Linked DNA regions of Homo sapiens: region 1 is linked to region 2. Evidence: read pairs that join two places in POLR2A ChIA-PET (ENCODE). Cell type or tissue: PC-9. All regions are shown on one strand. Each heading gives the region's core, and the rest is flanking DNA. Links, peaks and the distances in the headings are about the cores only. Region 1 overlaps FRMD6 (FERM domain containing 6). Region 2 holds the start of LINC02310 (long intergenic non-protein coding RNA 2310).

Region 1 (8,341 bases), core at 170-8,169, 280 kb before region 2:
GTACTGAAAGACAGTGCGTATGGGTGTATGGGTTGAAATGTGTGCTGGCTGACCAAAGAATGGAAGGTAGAGGACATCTGTTTTAGTCTGCCTGGCACCATCTTTCCAGTGGGGCTATTGATCACAGTGTGTTGTCCCCACCCTGGCTGATGGGGGTGATGTAGGAGAGGGATGTAACTCACAGCTGGCCAAACAGGGTTCATTCTCCAACCACAGTGCTTGGTCTAAATGCTGAACATGTAACCCAAGCAAAACCAGAATTCCTCCATGAAATTTGTGATATAAACGCTGGGAAGGAGAGAGCTGCTCTTCTTTTTGTATTGCTCTTTGTGAAAATAATATGAGCCTGGAGTTGCTGGCAATCATCTTTGATGCCACATGGTAAGAAATCTCCTGAGAAGGACATCATCACAGAGGAAAGAGAAGCTCAGAAAGAATCCTGATTGCATCATTTGAACTGCTGCATCTAGCTATCTGAAGCCAGAAACCATCCATAGAAATTCTCATATAGTGAGCCAGCAAGTTATCTTAAGCTAATTATGTTAATTCTGCCACTTGCAACAGAGTAAGTCCTCTCTAATACAGATAATCCAAACAAGAAGCTGACTGACTGCTTGATACATTCATTCATTAATTCACTGTTTCCTATCTCTGGCTATACCAACATTGATATTTACTTTACTTAAAAAAAAAAACAAAAAACTGCTCTAAGTTTTAAAGTTTCTCTCCAATCCAAAAAAAGGAGAATAGTCACTATTCACCATAAGCAGAGAAGACCAAGAAGATGGGGGATAAAATCTGAGTAGCTGAAAAATTTAGGTGGTTGGGTTAAAATAATAGTAAATTATTATTTCACCCAATAATCCCACTTACAGGGAATATATAAGTAGAAAATAATTCAAAATAAATCACTAACACAGTAAATAATTTATGGAAATAATGCAAAATTCATTTAAGGCAAACAAAGCATATTGGGCAATTAATAACAGTAATTTTCAGCAACAAAGGAATATCTCATCTTGCATACTAATGTGTGGGTGAATAGTCCTCTTATTAAAGACCACAATGTGTTTTACAGAATCACGCAGAATATGCTTTTATTGTATTGTACATTTGTAACAAATTAGAGTAGCTGTAAAAAAATGCTTTTACTGCAAACAAAATAACTGGAAAGCATGGTTGATATGTAATTTGAAAATTGATCAGTAAACAGTGTAATCATAGCAATTTTAGTAAAAATAGCTTTAATTTGAAGCATATTTTATAAATTTGGTAAGGGGAAAACCATTAAGCTAATTACCAAATGCAAGCTAAGAAACTGTAATCTGACTGTAACATTATTATACTATACAATTGTAAGTGGCTGTGTATGTCACTTGAAATGCAGGCTAGTTGTTGAATCAACAGAAAGGCTAAGTTTTGAAAGAGGAAATACTGTATGGCAGTAGGCAGCATAATAGGCTGTTAAGAGCTTGGACTCTGGAGCCAAACAGCTTGGGTTTGAACCCAAGCTCAGACACTTCCCACCTGGGTACCCTTGGGCAAGTCTCTGTACTTCTTTGATCAATTTTGCTCACCTTTGAATTGAGATTCATGTGAAGTTTATTAAACGGGTTACTCATATGTGAAGCACTTTGAACAGAGCTTGATATACAGTATGTGTTACTGTATTTACTAGCAAGAAACATAACTGGCTTCATATCATGGAAAGCAAGTGGAAGCACTGTTGTTTGCAAACATGTAGTGGTCACTATCTATGCTATTTTATCATATCTTGAAATCTAAATAAATGGTGTTTTTCTCCTGTTGGCAGCTAACAGATTATTTAACTTCTGTATTTAACCAATGAGGTTAACCTCGGGGTTAGGAACAAAAAAAGAACCTTCCAATTAAAGTGGACTTGCATTGGTGCCAAGTAATGCTCATCATACTCTAACGAAAAACATTATGTGGGTAGTACTCAGCTATAGAAAAGGGAGAATATAAAAAGACCAGCAAAGAACTTTCTATTGCAATAAAGAGAAAAATTAGTGAAATCGAATCATAAGCTGTGGTTAGCATTATAAATCACTGCAACCAATTTGGCTTTTTTTGTAGTAAGAGTCATAGAGATGTTCATACCTTTTCACCCAATAATCCCACTTGCAGCGAATGGATAAGAAATAATTCAAACAAAGCATTCAACATTTCTGAACAAAAGTACTCACTAAAGTGTTATTTATCAAAGTAAAAAATGAGAAAAATCTAAATAGGGAAAAGACAGGAACAGATTAGTAAATCATAGTATATAAAAAAATAACATCAATAATAATAAACGTTTATTGAGCACATCATCCCCTAAATCACAAATACCCACTATAGCCAAAAATTACCCTTTCACTATATAATTTTAGAATAGGACTAGCAGGAATAAAGAAAGCTGCTAAATCAAAGAGAAAAAAAAAGCAAGAAAAAGATCATAAGTATTCTGTTAGTCAATGAATAAGCATAAACCAACTGGTATTTGAGAACTCTAGCACTTGTTAAAGTGTAGTTCATACATATTTGTCTCTCAACACCATTTCTAAATTTTAGCCCTTAGACAGTTTATACTCTTTCAAGAGTCAAAATTAATAGCGTAGAAACAATAGGAAGTAATGCAACTACATCTTAAATTAAATGCTAAACTGTACAGTAAAATGAAGGCTGTGGGATTTGAGAAAAGGCTGAGAACTGGGAGGAGCATGGCATTCAGGAAAGATTCCATGAAGGGAGGTTAACAGCATGTATGGGGAGAAGAAAGAATTGCAAGGGTGGGAAGTAATACAGATAAGGGCCCTAGTGGAGAGGCCTGGGCCTGTGCTGCTGCCCCATGCAAACTCAGACTGAACAGATGAGAAGCCTGGTTACAGAGCCTTCTCCTGAAATATAAGGCTTTTCTTCAGTTGGAAAGCCTGAGAGGCTTCCAACAAGATTCACTTGGATGGCACACAGCATAGTACACCACGGACTGTTTTTCAAAGTTTTGTTCTTTGTTAACTCAACCAATGAATCGCCTTCTCTAGCTTTAACCGAGGTTTTGCACCCTGTGCTGTTTGGACTCAACCCTTCCCCCTTCTTCTTTGGCATTATTTTCTGCTACCACCATACTCACGCTATTTATTTGATTACAGAGGCAAAGCAAAGGCTAATGACAATAGGTACTTGGGAAAATGAAATTATCACTTGTCTTACATTAGAGATTAAAAACATATTTCTCCAAAGCACAGGTCTGGTATATCCTTCCTAAACTGAACAGTAATAAGCATAATTCTGTTAATCAACTATTACAATGAAGCCCATAAAAGAAGTGATGGGGATCTTCAAATATCTCAAAAAGCCTGATAGAAATGGCATATTTTCCCACAATAATATCTCAAGGGAAATTAAAAGATCTTTCACTTAAGTAATATTAGTATTATTTTCAGGCACTTATTTTGATAGCACACTTAGCTTTACATGCCAAAGCAAAAAAAAAAAAAAAAAAGAAAACAAATGACTTAATTTGTTTTGACAGACAATCTTTCCAAACATTAAGCCTAAGGAAGGTGGGGGAAACGACAAATGAAAGTGATCCTCAATGACTGAAAGGTTGGGAAAATTATTTGCTCTCTCTGTATTATTTGTTCTCTCTCTCTATATGCTACATATGCATTATATATATGCATAATATATATTATATATAATATGCATCATACATATATAGTATGCATTATATATAGCAAATATATACATCTATACACGTGTGTATATTTTTATATAATCTTAGTAAGAAAAAAAAATCCTTCCTTTTGTCTAGCCTTTTTAACAGCTTTCTTCTCTACTATACAACCTCACTGTGTTCTCACCTAAATTTTTAAATGTTCTCTGTCTTGTCTCATTCCTTAAAGCCATCCCCCACAATGCTGCCAGGGTGACCTCTTAAATTGCATATCTGATCATACATATCACACCATTGCTCACATTCTTTAACAGTTCAGCACATCCACAGGACAACACCTAACACTAAAGCACAGTAATCCTTCACCATCGGGTCCCATTCCTCCTCAGTGTGAGTATTTTCCAATTCATGTTCTGAATTACTGCAGTTCTTTTCCTCACGGATCCCTGAACAAGTCTTGCTTTCATACTTCTATGCTTTTGACCATGCTGTTCCCTCTGCCTACAATATTATCCCTTGCATATTATCCCACCCACCCACCCACTCCAAAAGAACATAATGAAATCACAAAATATCTTCATTCTCCCTGGAAACTCAAGATGCTGGTCTGTGAAGCATGCCTCCACGTTCCTAGGCAACTCAGCAGTTTTTCTCCTGCTCCCCATGGAGGACTGGAGTCTCCTCAAGGGTAGGCTGTCAGCATCCTTATGTCACTAATGCCCAGGGTAGTACTGGCTCTGTATAGGTATCCAGTAGGACTTGTTAAATACACTATTTAGACTTACCAGAAATGTGAATGAATCCCTAGCAATTAAGTTAAAAATTATGTTCCTTTACGACACACTTTTCCCCCACAATGGGAGTCAGCGTTGGTCAGAGCTTCTTGAATATTTTCTGCATATTAGTTATAGAGGAAATGTGTACATTTCTTCTTGTCTCCAAATTTAGTGGACATAATGTGAGAATACGATCCTCCAACACTGTCCACAAAATAATTTCTGCAAAAGTCTCCATGTGTGTCAGGTTAAGCCAACTTATGTGAAAGCAAACACATAAGGAGACACACTGTTTGGGACGCACTAAGTTGCAAGTACCAAAAATATCCAACTCAAATCTGGACTCTGAAGCCAAACTGCCTGGGTCTGACTCTTAGCCAGCTATTTATTAATACTAACTGTATGACCTTTGACAAAGTCTCTTCACCTCTCTATCTCAGCTTCCGTATCTATAAAATGGAAATTATAACAGTACATACTTTATAGGGTATTATAAGGCATATGGTAAGCACTAGATAAGTGTTAACTATTAGTAAACAACAGGACTAGTTAAATAAGCGAAATTTATAAATAGAGTGACTTGGAGCCTAAAGTGAAATGGGTGGCCCCACAGGTGGTTTGATGTGGTGGCTCACATTGTCATACACAGAACCTAGTTTCTCCTGGCACCCTGAAATCAGCTCCATCTTAAGGCTGGCATCTCTCAGAGTGGCCAAATCAACCAGAATGTAGAAGGAAACAAGAATACTGAATCTCTACCTGACTGGAGAGTTCACAAGTCCTTCAGCACTGAACAGGGGCAGGGAATAGTTGAACTAGCCTAAGCCACCTAGGGCCCACATCTAGATCTGGCGGTGTGTTAACTTCCCCTGAAGTACACGGACATTAAAACCAAAATTTGGGTACCTATGGGAAGCTGGGGGATAAGAGAAGATGTTAGATAGGCAACCAACAAGAACAAAGGCAATGGTAAAATTCATGAATTTTAAACCACAGAAACTACTTTCACAGCCATCTGTATTCAAAAGTCATATCAGGTTTAGCAACCAGGCACAAAAATTCCTTTCAACCAAGATGAATTTCTAGCATGACATCGCCAACAAAAAGTGCTGTTCTCAGGGAAAATCCTCCAACTTAGAAGCATCTGCTTCTAATTTCCACAATGAAATCTTTGATTCCCTCATTCATGGGACTTGCACTCAATTCCCTCTGACACAGGAACTGCAGTTTTCTAGATAATGACTTTGCTGTGAAATTCTCATTATCTAGTAGCAATATATGAATCTTAACATTAACTTTACTTATTTTCCCCTGAAATACTTCTTCCCAAAGAGAGCATAATGCCCCTAACAAAGATTGAACTAAATATTTGAGAAGTTGCTAGCTTTCTGGTAACATTGCAAAAGGATTTTCTATGTCATTACATGGCTCCTAACAACAAGGAAATGTACAAGCTAGAAACGCAAAGGCCCACTGACAACAGACTAAATAAAATATGGTACATTAAAACAATTAAGCAGTGAAAAATCATGAACTACAGCTACACATTAACAAGTGCGAATCTCAAAAAACAACATTAAGGAAAAAAGCAAGTAACAGAAGAATACATATGACAGATTACAAATAGAAGGTTCTTATGTTCACATGTCAGGTTCAAAAAGAAAAAAAGAAAGTTCAAAAATAAGCAAAACTAATGAATGATTCATTTAGGGATACATATATATGTGTGATAAAACTAAAGAAAGGCAAAGGTATGATTAACTTCAAAATTGTAATGTGGGGGAGGCTGGAGGTAGGATGACATATTCAGAAAGCAGCAGAGAACTTCAAAGGTTCTACAGAAATTTTTTTCATAACTTGGTAGTGAATACAATGGTGTTCTTTCATCACTATTATTGTTTAAAATGTACAGACATTACAAACACTCTTCTATGTGTATATTTCACAATTCTGTAAAGCACATCAGAAGTACTGAGGTTGAAAATGCTGTGAATAATCACATACTGATAATTAAACTTTAAAAAGATACATAAGGCAGGACAAGTATGAAATGCTGCTATAACTGCCTGCTACATTTCACAAAAGATGAATCCATTACGGATCCTATGCAGAGTTTAACTACCATGTAACCACCATGTACCACATACTTAAAAAATGTTATTTCACTTACTACACAGTTTGTTTCCAGGGATCTGAAACTAAGAAAAGCCTTAGAGCTCCTAGTATTGTTAATGAATTCTTGTAATTTTTATAATTTAGTGACAGGTATAAAATAATTTCTGAGTTTCTATCTATTCCTAACTGGAAACAAATGTAACAAAGTGCAATCAAATGAAAAATTTATCACTGTATCAGATTTTAGAGATGACTTCATCCAACCTTTTAAGTTTACAGGTTAAGAAACTGGCACTTTGAGAGAATGTGCTGGCCAAGATGACAGTCAGCTGTAGGACCGTGGTGTGCTTTTCCTTAATGGGATTTTTCTTCCTAAATTATATTCCAAAACTCCCATGGGTAAAAAACAATTTAGCTTAATCTAGTATCTTTTCAGAAAGTTCATATTTTATATTTTTAAACGGAAAGTTAAGAAACGTGCTAAAATAATTTACTAAATTAAACATACCCAAATGCTAATAAAACCTGCCTTTTACCTTGATACCTTTCATTATATGTGAAAAATTTTATGAAACCAGAAAAGGGCTTTGGAGATTCTAGATTTAATTTTTACCCTACATAAATTATGGGGATAAGATTATGTTGTTACCTAGACACACTCAAAGCAGCAGCATTTGCTGTGGGGACACCCACAGAGACACACACACACATTGTACATGTGCAGAATGATGCAAAGTGAGGCTCCAAGGCCAGGTACTCTTTAAAGTAAAGAAGATCAAAAGCACAACCTACAGACTTCAAATTAAAAAATTCATCTGGAAAATCGAACAAGACTTTCTACTGCTACAAAAGTCCTTGTTTAACACCCCCTTGGGGGATTTTGCAGTGATTACACAAGCTGGAGACAAGTTGCTAAATAAACTTAAAAAGACAAAACATTATACAGTTTTAAAAGCCCTTAAGAGAAATGATAAAAATGTTTCTTTTATATATGGCTTTATTATAGTTTCACAACATATTTACCATTGTCATTTTCATGTACAGATTCTGTCTCCAACACATTAAAAGACACTTCTATCCTAACAAAGCCTTCCATTAATCAGAGATCTACAGTTCCCCTGTGGAGTCATCAAATCTTTAGCCAACGTGCTCTAAGGAGACCAAGGTGCCTTCTGTTATTCCATAGAAACATGGATCCAAGACTGCTAAGGTAGCTGTCAGGAACATAACTGGGAGCTAGGGATGGCTGTATCCTTCATGCTTCTCCCAGGGGAATCTTCAATCAGAAGCCGGCCTCTGCTACTGTCACCCAGTGTTTCATTCTCTTAGCTTACTTCTAGAAGATAACTACCATGAATCTGCCAGTTACACCAAGTGTGGAATCTCATTTTCAGTGGTACTTACCTATCTAGCAACATTCTATTTCCCATATGCCAATTCACAGGCATTATTTCTGTAACTCTTCTCAACTAGAGTTTTGAAATAATATACAAACCAAGGTCAATTCAATTATTATCCATCTATTCTAAAAGAAACAGAAATAAAGCCACTTAACAGTGAACCTCTCTGGTCTCTCTGGTGTGTGAAGTCAACAAAATCCAGGAATGAGTAACTGAAGAGCCCAGTCCAGTCACCTCCATTTGACCTACCTATTTACTGGATCATCTGGTTGTTCGGTTCGTGCGTCCCCCTCCATATTACCAAAAGAGAACATTCCTTCTCACAGTAATCATCCTCTGATGCGTTGAGAGAGGCTTAAAGTATGCTTTTT
Region 2 (8,341 bases), core at 321-8,320:
GATATACCCAAGACTGGGCAATTTACAAAAGAAAGAGGTTTAATGGACTTACAGTTCCACATGGCTGGGGAAGCCTCACAATCATAGCAGAAGGCAAGGAGGAGCAAGTCATATCTTACGTGGATGGCAGCAGGCAAAGAGAGGGCTTTTGCAGGGAAACTCCCGTTTTTAAAACCTTCAGATCTTGTGAGGCCCACTCACTATCATGAGAACAGCAAGGGAAAGACCCTCCCCCATGATTCAATCATCTCCCACTGGGTCTCTCTACAACACGTGGGAATGAGATTTGGGTGGGGACACAGAGCCAAACCATATAATAAAGGTTTGTGAAATAGCTGCCTGGCCAGAGATAGTCTCTCTGACCTTCTTGTTCTCTCACATCTCTTTTAAAACCTGGAGTTCAAATAAACTCCCCAACCTTCCTACTGCCATTTGCAGGCATTCTCTTCAAGGCCATAATGATTCTTTTTATCCCAGCCTTTTTATATGAACAGAATTTATCCACACAGATATCTGCCAATAGTATATCAAAAATCCCAGGGACAGTGTTATCTAGTCTCCACTGAATTTGCCCAGACCTCATATTACTGGCCTACCAGCTTTCCTGGTTACTCAGATTCCCTCGTTTTGGCCCAGTTCCTTGGCTCTGGCTGTTTGTCCAGCTCTTGTGATAGGAGGCCTGGCTGGGCCAAGTGTTTCAACCTTATCTTCAGCACTCCCTCCACGGCCTGTTTTCCAACATCTATTCTCAATCCTCATGTGCCATGATCTCCCCTGACAGACACTCTTGGGATGAACAAGTCTGGCTGTCTTGGGCACCCCCTGTTCTTCCCAAATACATGGGTAGGAGGTCAGGGAAGAGCAGTTTCTTTAAATTCATCACAGTATAGTGATTTCATATTAGTCTCAGTCACGTGCCTCTGTCAGCGTCCCATTCGAGCCCTGTTGACATTAGCAAGTTGAATACTCCTACGGGGAAGTTCCAAACAATGGAAAAAGTCTTCAGAGAAATTGAAGACTGTTTTACTTTTGGCCTGAGCTTGGGTTAGGATGGGCATTCCAGAGAACCCATCCAAGATATCACCTGATCTGATCCTTTTACTCTCAGAGTTCAAAATGTTCCTTGCAGAGGGACCTTGCATTTCAGACTGCTGCCCAAGGAACTTGTTGCTACAACAAAAACTCCCAAACCATGGAAACTGTTTGTGTCCGCCAAACCCAAAGCAGAACTGTACACACAGCATAAAAATCAAGTTGCCTTAATCTTGCATATTTGGCTCAGTTTTTCCTAGCCACATCCTAAAACAAAATGGGTTGAATTACTGGATGAAAAATAAATTCCATCCATGGAACTGTTGCTATTGCCACAGAAAACAAAAGGAAGGTGTTTTTCTGCCATGTCTTGGAAGAGGTGAAGTCATTGTTTTAGGATAAAGGGATCAGACTTAAATTCCTACCACATGCAGAAAAATGGAGTTGGTTGCTTAATTAGACTGCCTATTAAAAGGTTTCTCATTATTTTAAATTGTGTTTTAAAATACTTAAAAATTCAGGAAAACCTTTCTGAAGAAAAATTTGAAAGTGCTATTTAAAGTCTTCAAAATGTATATAATTTTACCCAGTAGTTCCAATTCTAGGAATAATTATGGAAGTGGCTGAAGAATTATCTGCATAGATATTTAATGCTGCATTACTTTCAACAGTGAGTGGGAGAAAAACTGTTAAGATGTTCAACCTAGGAAATTGGCTAAATAAATTACTGTGTAGTAGAAGGGCTCTTTAAAACCTAAATAGCCCTCTGGATTAGCCATAACTCTCCATTCTTTACATAATAAACTTTTGTCTAATGCCCCAGCATGCTGAGTGCTCACAGCCTGTAGGCTGTCTTTCATTAACCCACACATGTTTATTCCCAGTAGTTGAGTTCCATGCTCACCAAGAATCAGGTGTGTTTGTTCCCAAACCTGTTTATGCTGTTATAGTTTTTTATTGTAATTATATAATTTTATTAAATAGTATATACACCAATGGAATTACAAAAGAGAGATTTTTATTTCTCCAAAAAACAGATTGAAATTTTTAGAAAGACTGGATAAAGTTGAGTTGCCAAAAAATAAAAATACTGATTAATTAGGTGATAATGGACAAGAGTAAAATATTAGGGGAGAAAATAGTAATGATGCAGGAGACTCTGTGATTTGTATGAACATGAATGAACCTAGAGGACATTATGCCAAGTGAAATAAGCCAGGCATGGAGAAACAGTTACCATATGACCTCACTTGCATGTGGAATCTAAAAAAAGTAGAAGTAGAGAGTAGAATGGTTCCCAGAGGCTGGGAGTAGAGCGGTAGATGGGGAAGGAAAGACATTGGTCAAAGGGCACCAGTTTCAGTTAGACAGAAACAGAAGGAATACGTTCTGGTGACTTATTGCATGGCATGGTGACTAAAGTTAATAATAATACATTTTACATTCAAAATAGCTAAAAGAGAGGACTTTAAATGTTCTTACCACAAAGAAATGATAGATATTTGAGATGATGACTGTGTTTATTAGCCTGATTTGATCATTCCACAATGTATGCATGTATTGAAACATTCCATTGTGCCCATATATATATACAATTATTTTTTGCCAATTAAAAATAAAACTTTTTTTAAAAAAGGAATATTTGCTAACTAAAAAAAAAAACAACATTCTCTGCACATTGAAGCATAAAAGAAAAAATAAATTCAAAAATTCTCACTTTCTTATTCGCCTGTATTTGCCTTATCTAACAAAACCTCTTATTTCTACTTAAGTCAATTCAATGATTTCACTACTTTTGACAAGAGCTGGTCTAAAGTTTATTCTATGAGAGTCAATCAATAATATAAATATAACCAGAATAAAAATACTGAGAAAACAGCTCTCTTAGATAGAGAGAAACACTTTGGAAGCACCCACTTATGTATCAATAATTTAACTAAATTTGAAGCACAGAGGAGGTACTGCTAAGCCTATTGTGATATAATAATTTCAAATCCATCAATTCAATGAAGAACAACACTTTTCAGCCTAATTCTCATAACTGCAGGCACTCAAAAGTAATAAAGTTATATTTTGGAAACAATATTCTAATAGTCAGATATTTTTCTAACTCAGATGATATATCCCAAATTTAATCTAGATTAATGAGGTTTTACTAGGCACTCATGTATCTACCGAAAAATGGGGCACATTCAGATGGTGGCTAATGTCTACTAGAGAGGAAAGTAGTAGATTTAATATTTATTGAGCCCTTAATATTTTCAAGTAACTGTGATGGGTGAACCATTAACTACAAATAGTCCCTTAATGCAGTAGCCTGGCAGACAAGTGTGAGACATGCATAAAGATAGACGGGGAGGAGAAGGAAGACCTGCTGAATGCAATGTTTAAGGAAGGCAGAAGAGGGAGTGGTAAATTCTGACTCAGGGAATGACGAAAGGGTAAGGTTTCCAAGAGCAGAGCTGGGGCCAGGGTATCAACAGAAGAAAGCTCATGAGCAATGGTAGACACACAGGAAAAGGGCTTGGCTAGGAGCAGTGAGCAGTTTGCTGAGTTTAGGGTGTGCCGATGTGGGGTGGGGACAGTAAGTGTGTGGGAAACAGAACTGGAGCATCAGGCTAGGGCCCGATCCTGGAGAGACTTAGAGGCCATTCCAGGGAGGTTGGGCTTTATTCTGTACACACTGGCAATCTGCTGACATGTTTTGAGCCAAGGAGTGAGCAGATCTAGGTTTGGGGCACTCTCTTTGGTGATGGTGGATAGGATAATTTGGAGTCGGGAAAACCTGGAGACCAGTGAAAAAATTATGGAATCTATTGTCCCTGGTTGAGACTCTTTTTCCCAATTTTCTAGTTTACCTGCTGTCTTCAGAGAGGATTATTAGCATATCAGGGTGTAATTTTTTGAATGAAAGTAGGAAATTAGGTTTATCATTATTTCTTTGTTCCAAAAGCCTGGTTGTTAGAGACTTCTTATTAGTGTACTTTTCATAATCTAAGAATTTCTAGTGAGATGGTGAAATATGCAAAAAAAAAATGCAATTTGCTCAGCTTATAAATATTGGCTATTTAATTAACATTGTTTGTGACAATGACATATTTTTCTTATATAGATGATGAGAGAAAGTTCTTTGAAAAATTGCATAGCTATTGTTCTTGAGTAAGTTGCTAAGAGCATTTTACCACCAAGAATAGAGCTAAAGAAAATTGGCTTTGCCTTGTCTGAAGACCATGACTTCTACCTTGGGAACATGTGCACCGAAATGAATACAGCCTCCTCTATGTGTTCACGGGAGGGGATCGTGGGTGGGGAGGTGCAGTGATTCTCAGAACGGCCCTTGTAATTTAAACCTAAGTACCAATATCTCTATGTCAGAAGCAAGGAAATAGACCAAAGCATTAAATGACTAGTTTCAAAATATGCACTTAACCAGCTCTAATGCTGAGAGGAAAATCTTCACTTTTATAATTTTTTTGTATATCCAAGTAAATATGTATAACAACTTTCTCCTAAGACATTTCCCCCTTTTGGTTCTAGAGACCAAAAAAATTGTTGTCTATGTTTCTAAACTTTTTTTCAAGGACTTCACACTTTTAAATTCAAGTTGAATACCCGTTATCTGAAATGCTTGGGACCAGAAGTGTTTCAGATTTTGGATACTTTTGGGTTTTCGAATATTTGACTATATACCTTGAGATATATCAGGGATGGGACCTAAGTCTGAACAAAAAATTCATTTATGTTTCATATACACCTTATAAACATTGCCTAAAGATAATTTTATACAATATTTTAAATAATCTTAAGCACGAAACAAACTTTTGACTGTGTTTTGACCGCAACTCATCACACGAGGTGAGGTGTGGAATTTTCTACATGTGGCGCGATGTCAGTGCTCAAAACATTCAGATTTTGGAGGATTTTAGATTTTGGAGTTTGAGATTACAGGTGTTCAACCTTTGTATCAAACACAACCAATTTATTAACAAAGCAGGTACAAAGTACAACACACTTATGCCCCTAACTTTTGAAGAAAAGCAAAAAAGATTAGTAGGTAAAAGTTGTTTTTCTCTCCCACAAATCATCTTTGCTACTCACACACACATATACTTTGCAAGTGTTTCCAAATCTCTGAAAACTTCACATCTCTTGTCTCAAGCTCTAGGTATGTACCTGCCTACCATAGTGTGGTGTCAAAGGGAAGGTGTCTGAGCAAACTTATTGATCTTAACCTTTTCTTCTCCACCTATGGCAGAAGCCACAAATACCTTATGTAAAGGGCTTGCAGCTGTGCCCTGTGAAGGAGCACTCCCTCCAGACTGGGCATGCGTCCTGGCCTCTGTTTGGAATGCTCTCTTTCTGCCTCAGTTTCCTTCCTGATGTATATATATAGACTCAGCCTCTCTGCCCAAGTCTTCTATGATGACAGCTCACTAGGCAGGCAGCGTGGATCTATGTTCCAGTCTCCTCTTGCAGATCAGATACCACCTCTGAGATCCTTCTCTGCTCCTCACTGACCAAACTCAAGGAACAGATCTTCCCTGCCCAGGTCTCCAGGACCCCAACCTACCCACTTCTAGGAGAGAATTCACACAGGGTAAGTTAAGAACACTTATAGCAAGGGATAAATCCTCCCTGCCCCTCGCATGGTGTGCCTTAACATTTAGCCCTAACCACAGGGATACAGAATAGCCCCTTCTGCAAAACTGAACTGGAAAATTGGATCCACATATAAAAAAGGAGGTTGTTCTGGCTAATTGATTAGTAAGGCCCCTGTAGCTCGTCCAGTTACATATATTCATGTCCAGCTTGTCACACTGTCTGGCTGACTAATTTGGCCTACAGACTCCCCAAACATGAGATTCTAATGACTCACCTAAAGTTTTAATATTCAGAAAACTGGGCCTTCTCCTTGGAAAGTTGTTCCGATGAGCAGGAATGTTAATCTGTGAGTGTAAGTACTGCCTTCACCTCTGGACGTGTCTGTGTGGTATGTGCCAAAGAGACAGAACTCAGCACAGATGGTGACTCCTGAATCATTAACTTCAGGCAGCTGCGTTCCGTGGCTGTACAGCTCCGTGGCAGCACAGGCACCAGGAGCCCACAGATTATCACGATAAACAGTACAAGACCTCTTGCAGGTCGTAGGCCATGGAGCACATGTTTAACTTCTTTGGGGAAAAAAATAATTCGCTGGCAAAAAAAAAAAACCCAGAATATTTGCCAAACACCTCATTTCCTGCTCTATAACCAGATGGTTATGAATCATGTGAAATATCCCTTCCACCTCCATGAACAAATATTCGTGTTATTTACAAACTAGTAGTACATTTGTGACTGCACATACATGCTTAACAAATTTCTAGGCCGTGGAATGTATTTCTCAAGTATATGGGAAAATCTATAACATGAAAATCTTTATCTTCCCAGGCTTTCTGAATAATGTGTATTAAACAGTTGTTGACGACCTAACAAAAGTTACTGGGTCTTGGAGTGTGAGACAGATCACTATTTTGGAGAAAGGATGTTATATGAAGCAGGAACTACATTTTTTCACTGTGGTTTCACCCTTTTATTTAGAAACAACAATAAACATTTTTGTTACGGCTTTGAAAAGAGAAAATAAATCCCTTTTTGTTATGGCTTTGAAAAGAGAAAATACATGCCTTTTTGGAAGAGAGAAAGAGAAAAGGCAGGAAGGAAGGGAAAGAAGGAAGGGGAGATTGGATGGATTCTTTGCTAGCCAAGGTGCCTAAGAGCTAGAAACAAAAGTAGGAAATACAAACACTGTAGCTTTCTGCACCACAGCTGCCTCCCCTCGCAACAAAGAGCAGGCCCTCGGCCTCCGAGCCTGGGAGAGGGAGCATCACCCTTAGGCACAATGTAGCCCAGAAGGGCCTGGCGCTGTCCTTTTTGGCCTCCTGACAAGAATGTTCACTTACAGATCCCAAGTTATCCTAAGTCCATCTGGCGTGTTCTGAGGATCAAAAACAAATGTGTGGAGCCTCCCCTCCCTCGCACCCGCCTGCACTCTCAGGCTCTGACCTGCTTTCAGGAGCACTCAGGGTGAAGCCCAGACTTGTCCCACAGGGGATTCTCTGGGAGGGAGGCTGGGAGCACATGGCATGCAGTGCCTCTGCCTCCTCACCCACCCTAAGAGGTGGAAGGAGGCAGCCCAGCAGTGCCCCTCAGAGTCAAAGACAGCGTGGCTCGCTCTCACAAGCCCTTCAGCTTGCTGGGCAGTAGTGAGATTTTTTGTTCCTTTCTTATTAGAGTCACAGAGAGTCAGAAGGGAACTCAGAGATGATTTTACAAAGGGAAGAATATTAAGGCTTAGCGAGGTCAGACTACTCACACAGGTCATGGCAAATTAGCAGAAGAGTTGGGATTTCATTTTTAGTGTTTTGCCATCCTATGGATGGGTTTAAATCAGAGGTAATAACTTTGATCCAGCTATTCTTCAAGAGAAAATAAAGCCAGGGCTTTGGGAACAGTAGGAGGTGGGGATGAGGGGAAGGGCAACATCAGGCAGCATTTATGTGACCAAACAGACACGTTTTTGACACAGGTTGGACATGTCAGATAAAATAATCTGCCATCTGCACCAACTTGCTTGACCTGAACAACAAGTTCAAATGCCAAGGTGACTAGAGAAGAGGGAGAGTACAGGAAGCAAGGGAGGGGGAGAGGCTTCTCCTCTTTCTCAGGACAGGAGTCTGGCACCTCATCTTTTTATGAACAATAGAGCCCCTGTGTAAGCCCCATGTCCCTCAGGAAAGGAGGATCCCAGGAGGTCCCATCCTCTGCAGCCTGCAGTGCCTCTTCCTCATTTCCTTATTGACTCCTGATTCCGGGGGTCCTAGGTGGGCAGGGCTTAGACGTCCAGTTGCATCAACTGTCCCTGCATCCTATCCCTGATTTTACTTCACTACAGGAAGTAGCCAGAGTGCAACAGCAGGCTCTCTGTGTCTGGATTTTATGACAAAAGAGGATTTATAAACAGAACTTGAGGGCCTTCCTGAGAAAGAGAAATTGGCCTCTCTTCAGTCAGGAGCCAGGGAATTATTTGCACGCCAAGCAAATAGCTCCCAAGCTAACAATAAATGGCTCTGGGGCTGTGTCATTCATTGACCCTGGGAATTCACCCAAGGCACCTCTGAAATTTGAAAATAGCTGTTAATTACATTAAATCGTGAGAATTACAGATTTTTCCAAAAGGGATGACTATTAGAAATGTGAGGTGTCAACGGAGGTTTGATGAATAGGCACCACCAGTTTGTTTTCTTCCTATAATCCAAGCCTCTGAAAA

What was found. ChIA-PET counts read pairs that join two places held together with the same protein. Peaks named below come from ENCODE experiments on the same cell type or tissue, not always from the same donor. Only the 100,000 strongest peaks of a DNase experiment are listed, where the experiment ranks them.
Region 1: POLR2A ChIA-PET joins it to region 2 with 14 read pairs; 2 of 35 experiments call an interaction of 5 or more read pairs at or near these places.

The regions. Positions count from the first base shown.
Region 1 is chr14:51,674,720-51,683,060 of GRCh38, reverse strand. All of the region lies in intron 1 of FRMD6 (FERM domain containing 6), which reads right to left. Among named protein-coding and RNA genes, the nearest start is that of FRMD6, 27 kb to the right of the region's middle. In PC-9, for the core only: no CTCF peak of the experiment used is centred there; no DNase peak of the experiment used is centred there; H3K27ac peaks cover 480 bases.
Region 2 is chr14:51,394,288-51,402,628 of GRCh38, reverse strand. LINC02310 (long intergenic non-protein coding RNA 2310) reads left to right here and starts at 5,494. Exons shown (of 4, transcript NR_146549.1): 1 at 5,494-5,629. It also overlaps a transcript of FRMD6 not described here. RefSeq lists enhancers at 5,646-6,845, 6,506-7,006, 7,007-7,507. In PC-9, for the core only: no CTCF peak of the experiment used is centred there; DNase peaks (open chromatin) are centred at 3,528, 5,948, 6,278 and 7,648; H3K4me3 peaks cover 1,754 bases; H3K27ac peaks cover 5,607 bases.